2 separate regions of the Homo sapiens genome follow, and region 1 is linked to region 2. A link is an interaction called in ENCODE POLR2A ChIA-PET data of the cell type or tissue named here. Cell type or tissue: B cell. All regions are shown on one strand. Links, peaks and the distances in the headings refer to the core of each region. The heading gives the core; the rest is flanking DNA.

The links. ChIA-PET counts read pairs that join two places held together with the same protein. Peaks named below come from ENCODE experiments on the same cell type or tissue, not always from the same donor. Only the 100,000 strongest peaks of a DNase experiment are listed, where the experiment ranks them.
Region 1: POLR2A ChIA-PET joins it to region 2 with 5 read pairs; 1 of 35 experiments calls an interaction of 5 or more read pairs at or near these places.

The regions. Positions count from the first base shown.
Region 1 is chr16:639,231-644,584 of GRCh38, reverse strand. MCRIP2 (MAPK regulated corepressor interacting protein 2) reads right to left here and starts at 2,757. Exons shown (of 5, transcript NM_138418.4): 1 at 2,542-2,757; 2 at 2,336-2,465. The coding sequence starts at 2,593. RefSeq lists enhancers at 1,643-1,692, 2,834-3,745 and silencers at 1,933-2,072, 2,083-2,362, 2,393-2,942. In B cell, for the core only: no CTCF peak of the experiment used is centred there; DNase peaks (open chromatin) are centred at 1,904, 2,024, 2,484 and 2,684; H3K4me3 peaks cover 1,768 bases; H3K27ac peaks cover 1,508 bases.
Region 2 is chr16:2,119,434-2,124,777 of GRCh38, reverse strand. The region is part of intron 1 of PKD1 (polycystin 1, transient receptor potential channel interacting); the gene reads left to right. Among named protein-coding and RNA genes, the nearest start is that of MIR4516, 11 kb to the left of the region's middle. RefSeq lists an enhancer at 65-906. In B cell, for the core only: no CTCF peak of the experiment used is centred there; a DNase peak (open chromatin) is centred at 3,227.

The sequences.
Region 1 (5,354 bases), core at 110-5,109, 1.5 Mb after region 2:
CATCCCAGCTACTCAGGAAGTCGAGAGGTGGGAGGATCACTTGAACCTGGGAGGTTGAGGCTGCAGTGAGCCATGATTGCACCACTGCACCCCGGCCTGGGTGACAGAGCAAGACCTTGTCTCAAAAAGAAAAAAATTAAATGAAGTAAAAAACAGCGAGGTGGGTGGCAGCATGGGGTGGGGTGGTTCAGAGGGAAGGTGGTTGGCCAAGCACGGTGGTTCACGCCTGTAATCCCAGCACTCTGGGAGGCCGAGGTGGGCGCATCACCGGAGGTAGGGAGTTTGAGACCAGCCTGACCAACATGGAGAAACCCTGACTCTACTAAAAATACAAGATTAGCTGGGTGTGGCAGTGCACGCCTGTAATCCCAGCTATTCGGGAGGCTGAGGCAGGAGGATCGCTTGAACCCAGGAGGCAGAGGTTGCGGTGAGCGGAGATCCTGCCATTGCACTCCAGCCTGGGCAACAGAGCAAAACTCCATTTCAAAAAAAAAGAAACAGAGGGAAGGTGGTTGCCCCAAGAAGGTGCAGGAGCAGGATGGGGGCTTCATGCAGAGATCCCACTGCTGCCAGAAGCTCCCAGCGCTGGGGCCTGGGGGTGGGAAGGTGGGTGACCCCAGGGAGGAGAGGGCAGCACACATCCTGCCCTGCCCAGGGCTCCTCTAGCCCCACTGCACACGGGGTGAAGCCCACTCAACTCCCACAGGTCCCACTGGCTGACAGAGGACCTCACATGGGGACTTTAAGAAAACAGGCCGGGCGCGGTAGCTCACACTTGTAATCCCAGCACTTTGGGGGGCTGAGGCGGGTGGATCATGAGGTCAGGAGATCGAGCCCATCCTGGCCAACATGGTGAAATACAAAAATATAAAATTAGCCGGGCATGGTGGCACGCACCTGTAGTCCCAGCTACTGAAGAGACTGAGGCAGGAGAATCGCTTGAACCCGGGAGGCAGAGGTTGCAGTGAGCTGAGATTGCGCCACTGCACTCCAGCCTGGGCGACAGATGGAGACTCTGTCTCCAAAAAAAAAAAAAAAAAAAAAGAGACAACAGCCAGTGGGCCTGGTGTTGCCCACTGGGACCCTTGGGGTCCCATGGAGAACTCTGGGAAGCATTTCCATCTTCTTCCCTAACTCCTCCTAACTGTGCCACAGCCTTACCCCTGCCCTCCCTAGCAGTGGGGTCTTGGAGAGAGAAGAAAGGTGGTTTCCCCAGGTTAAGAGAGACGGCGTCACCCTGGGCCACTCCAGCCTCATGCTCCCTGCCTGGGGACCAGGTGGTGGCTACAGGTGTGCCTCGGTTTCCTCCCCTGGGAAGTAGAGCGGCCACGAGGACCAAGGGTGATGTCCGCGGAGCGTCCCAGCAGAGCTGGGATGCTGGAAGCACCTAGGGGCCCACTCACCTCCCGCCAGAAGGCGCCTCTGGTAGAGGGCACTTACCTCACTAGGATGGAGCCCCAGAGAGCCCCCGCCCCGCTGGAACCTCCACACCTTTCTGAGAGGTAGGCAGGGGGCAGGCTGAGGGTGGCTCGGCACCCCCCCACCTGTAGCTGCCCTGAACTCCTGGCCCGAGCTCTCCTCCCCAGCACCGCCTCAGGCCATGACCCTACCACCTCCAGGAGCCTTCGGGCCGGCTTGGGGCCACAGCAAAATCCACAGGCCTGGGAGAGGCACAGGATAAATGAAGGGAACGGTGGAGGAACTGAGCCAAAGTCAAACGTCCAGCCCTGCGGGGCTGTCCAACCTCTGGGTCATGGTCACGGGGAGGCCACAGTGGCCGGACTGAGGCTCCTGTGGTCTCGGAGTTTCCTAACTGGGTTAGGAAAAGCAGAAGCAACCGGATGGGGGGAGGCCCCACTGCCCCAGGGTGTCTGGGGTGAAGGGCGGAGGAGGGCAGCGGCCCTGCCCGAGGGAAGCGCACGCACGTCTCCCCCACTGAGCTCTGCAAGGGCAGAGCCGGGAGATCTTGAGGACCAGCGCCCGACGCTCTCCGCGAACCGTGGCCTGGGCCTGCTGCACGTCAGGGTTCCAGCAGCAACCCAAGGTCGCCCGAAGCACCGACCTCGGACGCTGGAGGCCCCTGCGACCCAGGAACTGGCCGGCTTTCTCCCCGCTGGGGGCCCGGGCCCGGCCAGGTGAGGCGGAAGTGCGAGGCGCAGGCCCGCGGGCGCGTAGTGGGCAGGACCCGCGCACCCCCCGCGCCCGGAGCGCCCGCCCCGCCTGCAGCACGTGGCCGGACCTCACTAACATTTCCCCAAGGTCACCCTCCGCTCTAGGGCGGCCGGCGGGGGAGGGGAAGCCGGGCCGGGCCGGGCCGGGGCCGCGCGCGTCTCACCTCGACAGGGGCCAGGGTCCCGGCGGCTGCGCAAAGGGCTGCGCCCGCGGGGGCTGCGAGGTCGGCGGCGCGGGCTGCCGGCATTTCAGGAGCTCGCCGAGCCGGCCCTCCACCTGCTGCTGCGTGGGACCTGCGGGCACCGGGGGGCGGTCAGCCGCCGCCGCGCCCCGCCCCGTCCCCGTTCCCGTTCCCCGGCCCGTGCGCACCTGTGCGGCGCTGCGCGACCAGCTTGCTGGGCCCCTTGGTGATGGTGTACATGACGCGCCGCTCCCACACCGCCGCCGGCCCCCGGCCAGATCCGGCCCCTGCGCCGGGGCTCGCACTTAACGGACTGCGGGCGCCGCGGGGAGGGGGCGGGCCCGCTACACGCCCCCGGCCCTTAAAGGGCCCGCACGGGCTCGGGCTGACCCCGGACACGCGGCGGAGGCGGCGCTTGCGCCCTTTGGGAAACTGGCAGGCGGGGGCGGAGCCGCCAGCAACCCCGCCCCAGCCCCCGGAGGCCCGAGGCCAAGGCGGACGAGGCGCCCTGCTGCCCGGGAAGGCCGTTGCTGCCTGGAGGCCATGTCAGTGTCGGGGCACCGCACTCAGACTGCTGGCGGCGAGGACCCAGGGGCCCTGCGGGGTCAGCGGCGATGTGCGAGCAGGGTCCTCGGAGCCCCAGGGCCCACCTTTGACAAGCGCTGGAGGAGAACCTGTGCTGGGGGTCCCTGTGCTGGGGGCATCCCTGTGCTGGAGGTCTCTGTGCTGGCGGGATCCCTGTACTGTGGGGGGGTCCCTGTGCCTGTGCTGGGGGGCTCTGTGCTGCGGGCCCTGTGCCGGGGGCATCCCTGTGCTGGGGGGATCCCTGTGCTGGGGGGCCCTGTGCTGGGGGCATCCCTGTGCTGGAGGTCTCTCTGCTGGGGGGATCCCTGTACTGGGGGGGGGTCCCTGTGCCTGTGCTGGGGGGCTCTGTGCTGCGGGCCCTGTGCTGGGGGCATCCCTGTGCTGGGGGGATCCCTGTATTGGGGGGCCCTGTGCTGGGGGGATCCCTGTGCTGGAGGTCTCTGTGCTTGGGGGGATCCCTGTACTGGGGAGGAGTCCCTGTGCTGGATCCCTGTGCTGCGGGCCCTGTGCTGGGGGGATCCCTGTGCTGGGGGCCCTGTGCTGGGGGGCCCTGTGCTGGGGGGATCCCTGGGCTGGGGGGGTCCCTGTGCTGGGGGGCCCTGTGCTGAGGGGCCCTGTGCTGGGGGGATCCCTGTGCTGGGGGGGTCCCTGTGCTTGGGGATCCCTGTGCCGGGGGGCCCTGTGCTGGGGGGCTACTCTGTGCTGTGGGTCTCTGTTCTGGGGGCTCTGTGCTATGGGGGGTATCTGCGCTGGGGGCTCTGTACTGGGGGACTCTGTGCTGGGGGTGTCTGTGCAGGGGGGCTGTGTGCAGGGGAGCTCTGTGTTGGGGGCTGTGTGCTGGGGGACTCTGTGCTGGGGGCGTCTGTGCTGGGCTCCTCTGTGCCGAGGCTGGAGGCAAGGATTTACCATTCATACTTGGGGAGCCTCAGCCAAGGTGCCTGCAGAGGCCTGGGCCAGTGTGAAGGGTCACCCTTGGCTTGGGTCTTGGGACTGGGTCTAAGAAGAGAAAAAGCGGCTCATCCCCCTGGACTTGGGTAGAGACATGATGCCCTGGGAGTCTCCCTTCCACCCCAGGAGTCAGAACCCTGGCTGCACTCTGCCCCACGTCCTGGCCCCCAGGCTGAGGTGCACCCAGAGGCCCGACGTGTGCCTCTTCGGCCCCTGGGGCTCCTGTACCCGCCCCACAGATGTGAGAGTGTGGCAGGCCAGGTCTCACTAACGCAGGCCTCCATAACAATTATTTCAGTGCAGAGTGGTTAGTTCAATATTAAAAGCTTAAAAAGCTGTCCAGGATCGGTGGTTTACACCTGTAATCCCAGCACTTTGGGAGGCCCAGGCAGGTGGATGACCTAAGGTCAGGAGTTCGAGACCAGCCCAGCCAATTTAGTGAAACCCCATCTCTACTAAAAATACAAAAAAAAAAAAAAAAAAAAAATTAGCCAGGCATGGTGGCAGGTGCCTATAATCCCAGCTACTCCAGAGGCTGAGGCAGGAGAATCACTTGAACCTGGGAGACAGAGGTTGCAGTGAGCCAAGATCGTGCCACTACACTCCAGCCTGGGCAAAAGAGTGAGACTCCGTCTCAAAAAAAAAAAAAAAAAAATGCCGGGTGTGGTGGCACACACCTGTAGTCCCAGCTACTCGGGAGGCTGAGACAGGAGAATCACTTGAACCCAGGAGGTGGAGGTTGCAGTGAGCTGAGATCACATCACTGCACTCCAGCCTGGGCGACAGAGCAGGACTCTAAAGAAGAAAAGCCAGTGCCCTTCTTCAAAGGCTGGAATGTAACAAAAGCCCACCAAGAGCTGTGCCCAGGCCTCTCCTGGGCCTTGAAGCGCGACAAGATAACGAAGGAATTCTTAATAGGACCCGTTTAGGATTAAACAAGTTTATTGGAGGTCTGAAGAAACTCTCCAGGCCTCCACAGACAAGTTTATTGGGAGCCCGAAGGAACTCCCCAAACCTTCATGATTTAGCAGGAAACAAGATTAAGTCAGTTTACTGAGGCTCCAGGGGAAGGTCTTCAGGACTCAGGCCTTAATTATAGATTAAAAGAAGTTAATCACTTGGCCGGGCACGGTGGCTCACGCCTGTAATCCCAGCACTTTGGGAGGCCGAGGCGGGCGGATCACGAGGTCAGGAAATCGAGACCATCCTGGCTAACACGGGGAAACCCCGTCTCTACTAAAAATAGTGAGCCCAAGATCGTGCCACTGCACTCCAGCCTGGGCAACAGAGCAAGACTCCGTCTCAAAAAAAAGAAAAAAGAAAAAAGTTAACCACTTATGTCTTCAGATGAATGCACACTTACACACAGACATCTAGGTTGGAAGGTACATAACCTCTGGAAAACTTTGTAATTTGACTTGTTCTGGTGATAATTTCCAGGCCTTCTCCTTGTAACCGGCTGCAGAAA
Region 2 (5,344 bases), core at 345-5,344:
GCGGCCAGCGCGGGCGGGGGTGCCGGGCCTGGCGCACACCCGCTGCTGACCACACGTGTCTGGAATGTGCAGATGTTTCTTTGGGGGCTCCGTCCGGCCCCCAGACCCCACTCAGCATCTGGTCTGGGGAGTGGGCGCCTGGGGCACTCAGCTCTGAGTGTGAGACTCTGAGGCAGGTCTGGTTTGTCTGGGGCCATTCCCTCTGCTGTGGATTGGGAGGGCCCCGGGAGCTGCCCCACACCCAGGGAAGTTCTCCTCAGTCCCACTGTTGCATTCCCCGACCCCGGCTCCCCCGGCCCAGGAGCGCCTGTGGGGCAGAAGGCCCAGCCCCAAGACTTCCCGGCCCTGCCAGCCTCAGGCTTCACCCACCCTCGCGCCAACTGTGGGCAGAGCCCAGGGGGAGGGCAGGAGAGCCAGCGCCTGGCTGGGAACACCCCTGAGGGGCCGAGGCTCCAGGGCGAGGGGGCCCGACCTGGGGTTCACACGCCCGGGTGGCGGGCAGACCCGCTGCAGCATGAGACACGTGTCAGCTACCTCGGGCCGGCAGGCTGGCCCTGCTGCCCACAGCCCTGGGACGTGGCCCCACCTGTGACGGGTGTGGAGGGGCAGCCTCCAGGCCTGGCCACACCCTCTGCTGTTGCTGCTCCTGCTCCAGGATTGGCAAGGGTGCTGGGAAGGGGTGAAGACCCGTACTGTGGCCACACACCTGGGACTTCCTTCTCCACCCAGTGGTGCCCCAGCAGCCGCTAAGGAGCCCGCTGGGTCCCACGCTAGGATGGTCCTAACTCCTCCCGCCTTCCAGATCGGACGCTCGGCGCTGGGGACCCCTTGTGTCCCGGGGCTGGGGCACCGTCCTGCCCCCCATGGGGGTGTACTCCTCCCGACAAGCTTGGCTTCAGCTTCCCTGGGAGCACATCCTGGCCCTCGGGCACCCATCAGGCTGTCCCTGTGCACCTGGCTCCCACCCTTCCAGCTCATAGCAGGAACTGGGGTGAGGAGTGCGTGGGGCAGCAAGGGCCTGGGACCCCAGAGGACCCTGCACTCTGCTCTGTGCTCTTGCCTGGGCTTAGGGCCGCTCGGTGGTCCTGCTGCCAGATGCCTGGGCCCTGCTGTGTCCCCCATCCTTGCAGGGAACCAGAACGTGGGGGCAGGGCATCAGACAGCGGCGATGATGTCACCTGGCGGGTGCAGAGGAAGCCCGAGGGGCGGGGTGGGGGGGCTGGCGCGAGGCTGCCTGGCTAGGCCTTGGCGTTCCCCCAGAACGGCGATGGCAAAAGCAGATGGAGACGTGAAAAAGTACGGGAGCAAGCGAGGTGAGGACTCCACGGGGACCCCTGTGCTGTTCCCTGTCCCTGAAGCCCACACCTGAGTCCTGCCCAGGGCAGATGCTTCCACACCCAGGGGGCACCTGAGTCCTACCCAGGGCAGACGCTTCCACACCCTGGGGGCTGGGGGACTGCACCTGGCTCCTGTCTGGGCCCCAGCTTCATTCCACTGCCCTGGGCCCTGGGAGCTCGGCCGAGCGGGGTCCCCAAGACCTTGCTGCATTTCTGGGCCTTGGGCTGGGGTGAGGGCCGGGAGAAGGAGCCAGCCTGGAGCCTGGCACGCAGGGAGTGCATGGCCAGAACCGGTGACAGGCAGGGCTGCCTGCTGGCGTGGAAGAAGTGTCCATGGCACCCCCAGGCCTGGTTCACAGTGGGATGGGCGGGGAGCCGGGGGGCTCTGGGGTCCTCGGCTGACCTGCCCCCACCCCTGCCCTGGCTTGTCAGCTCCCAGCAGCAGCCACTCTTGATGGATTTTCCAGAAAATGAGGTGTGGCCAAACATCTTCAGGCTTTTCCTTCTTTCCTTTCTCCCGTGGCCTGGGTGGGAGCTGCTCCCCATGCCTGGGGGCAGGTGCGAGAGCCTGTGCCCCTCCCTGGGGCAGTTTCACAGCTGTGTCCCTTCCAGGGGGCCTGCCTGTGTTCACCGTGGCCTCTGCAGCACCTCTCGCCCCTTAGGGCTCCTGCGCCTCGGGTCCCGGTGCCTCATTTCTCCCTAAAGCATTGGTTCTGCTGCCGCCGCAGCCGCTGGAAAGTCCCTCCTCAGGTCTAACTGCAGTTCCTCACGGCACAGTGTTCCCCCTCGGGCATGGTGCTTGGGCAGTGGGTGTGAGTCCAGCTGCCTCACCCTGTCTCGAGAATGGCCTCTTGCTGGTCTCCCAGCCACCACCCTGTCCCACCCCACGGCGGGGATGGTGTGGATGCCTAGCAGCGCGGCTGTGGGCCCACCCATCCTTATGGGCAGTGGGGAGCACCTCAGCCCGTGTCCCTACCTTGGTGTAGAGGAGGGGACGGCAGAGAAGCAGGGTTCAGTTAGGGGGGAAGTGGTGGCCCTGCCGGAGGGGCCGTTCCCTGTGTGCCTGGCCCCCAGATCCTCTCCCCTCCCGGAGCCCAGGGCACAGGCATAGGCTCTCTGAGTGTCCCACAGCCCCTGGGGGAAGGGAACTGCACCCCCAACCGTGCCCTCCATCCGCAGATGGAACGAGAAGCTCCGGGAGCCAGTGCCCAGCGTCTCATCTGTCTGGGCACCCAGCCCAGGTGAGGGCCTGGCTCCACCGTCCGTGGCTGGTGCTGCTTCCTGGCACGGAGAAGGCCTCGGCTGCTCTGTCCCCTCAGCTGGGGTGGCCTCTGGTCCCCTTCTTTGTTGGTTCCCTTCTCAAGCTCTTGCCCTGGCCCCGGGCCCCACCGGGCAGCCTGTGTGTGCGTCTCTCCTGCGCCGGGTAGGCTCCTGTGGGAGCGGAGCTCCGGTGGGAGGAGCAGGGCTGGAGGCTGGCAGGGGCTGGGCGGGTGTTCAGGGATGGAGGCCGCCCCGGCTTGGGGCTGGCTGCCGGGTGGTCATTGCTGGGAAGAGCAAGTCTAGGCGGAGGCACCTGCTGGGTCACTCGTGGGGAGGGTGACACCTGGGGAAGTAGAGGCCCGTGGCAGGAGGTGAGGCCTCGGGGTCCTGGGGAGCAGGGGGGTGGTGTGCAGACCTGCGGAGCCATAGTCCTGTGCCAGGAGCACTACTGGGAGTGCGTGGGACCAGGAGGGGTGCCCAGGGTGGGCGGCAGAGTGACCCCCGAGGTGCTTGAGGCCGAGGGGAGGTGGAGTTCTCGGTTTGCCCCAGCTCTCTGTCTACTCACCTCCGCATCACCAGCTCCAGGACCTGGTTTGTAACTCGGGCAGCTCTGAAAAGAGAGACATGCTGCCGCCCTGTGGTTTCTGTTGCTTTTTCTTCACTGACTACTGACATGGGATGTTTTTCCTACGGCTGTGACCAATTGTGCTTCTTCTAATTGCCTGGTTTTTCTTTTTTTGTTTTTGGAGTTTTCTCTTTCTTTCCTCCCTCCCTCTCACCCTCCATCCTTTTTTTTTTTATTTTTATTTTTTGAGATGGAGCTTCACTCTTGCAGGATGGGGTGCTGGAGTGCAGGGGTGCGATCTCAGCTCACTGCAACCTCTGCCTCGCGGGTTCAAGTGATTCTCCTGCCTAAGCCTCCTGAGTAGCTGGAATTACAGGTGCTTGCCACCACGCCCGACTAATTCTGTAGTTTTGGTAGAGACAGGGTGTCTCCGTGTTGGTCGGTCTGGTCTTGAACTCCTGACCTCAGGTGATGCGCCCGCCTCAGCCTCCCAAAGTGCTGGGATTACAGGCAGGAGCCATTGCACCCGGCTCTTTCCCCTTCTCCTTTTCTTCTCTCTCTCCTCCCTTTCTTTCTTTTCTTTTCTTTTTTTTTTCTTTTGAGATGGAGTCTCGCTCTGTCACCAGGCTGGATTGCAGTGGCGTGATCTTGGCTCACTGCAACCTTCGCCTCCCGGGTTCACGTGATTCTCCTGCCTCAGCCTCCTGAGTGGCTGGCACTACAGGCTCCCGCCGCCATGCCCGGCTAATTTTTGCATTTTTAGTAGAGACAGGGTTTCACCCTGTTGGCCAGGATGGTCTCGATCTCTTGATCTCATGATCCACCCACCTTGGCCTCCCAAAGTTCTGGCATTACAGGAGTGAGCCACCGTGCCCGGCCATCTTTCTTTCCTTGCTTTCTCTTTGTTTTCTTTCGAGACCGGGTCTTGCTCTGTCGCCCAGGCTGGACTGCAGTGGCACAATCATAGCTCACTGCAGCCTCGACTTCCCTGGCTCAAGCGATCCTTCCTCCTCAGCCCCCCGAGTAGCTGGAACTACAGTTACACACTACCATGCCTGGCTGATTCTTTTTTTCCTTGTAGAGATGGGGTCTTGCTATGCTGTCCATCCTGGTCTCAAACTCCTGGCCTTCCCAAAGCACTGGGTTTACAGGCATAAGCCACCACACCCAGTTTCCTTTTCTTCTTTTTAACTGGAATAGTTGACGTTTTCTTTATTAGCTGTGTGTCAGGAGGGTATTTTTGGCCTTTAGTATGTCGTGTAAGTTGCTAGTGCTTTTCTGAGATTGTAGTTTGTTTTCTAATTTTATTTATATTTTGCGTAGAAGTTGTGTATTTTAGATGGAGTTAGGTCGGCTGGTCTTTGATGTTTTATTTATTAATTATGTATGTATTTATTTATTTTTGAGGTAGAGTCTCGCCGTTTCACCCAGGCTGGAGTACAGTGATGCGATCTCAGCTCCCTGTAGCCTTGACCTCTCTGGGCTCAAGTGATTTTTCTCTCCTCTACCTCCCGAGTACTTGGGACCCCAGGCGCATGCCGCCATGCCTGGCTAATGTGTATTTTTTGTAGATACGGGGTCTCACTGTGTTGCCCAGGGTGGTTTCAAAATCCTGGGCCCAGGCGATCCTTCCGTCTCAGCTCCCACGGTGCTGTGTTACCGGCGTGTGCCCCAGTGCCTGGCCGTCTTGGAGGTCTTGTTTCTCTGGGTTTATGCCTCGAGGTGGCGCCTGCTCCCCTGTGCTCCCTGGTAGCCTGGTAGTGAGCCTGCTTCTCACACAGTCATACCTGGTTGTGGTCCCACAGTGGGACCACCCTGTTGGGTTCAGAACAGGAGATGGGGGCCCCTCGAGTCTGTGTGGGGGCTGTGGACAGGGTTGGGAGACCTTGGCTCTGTGGGGGACTGTGGACAGGGGATGGGGGGCCTTGGCCCTGCGTGGGATGGGTTGGGGGTCCGTGCCCTTCCTGGCCCTGGGTGGACAGGTCCATGTGGCACTCGGCATAGGGCTGAGATGGGTGCAGAGGGCTGAGGCCCCCAGGCCTCTCCTGGCTTGGTTTCCCCAGATGAGTGTTCATTTGGGTCTTCCATCAGAAAGTCCCCTCCTGACCTCTGGGAGTGGGGAGCTCAAGGGTGGGAGGCCATAGCTTGGGGATGCTGGCAATGTGTGGGATGGGCCCAGGGA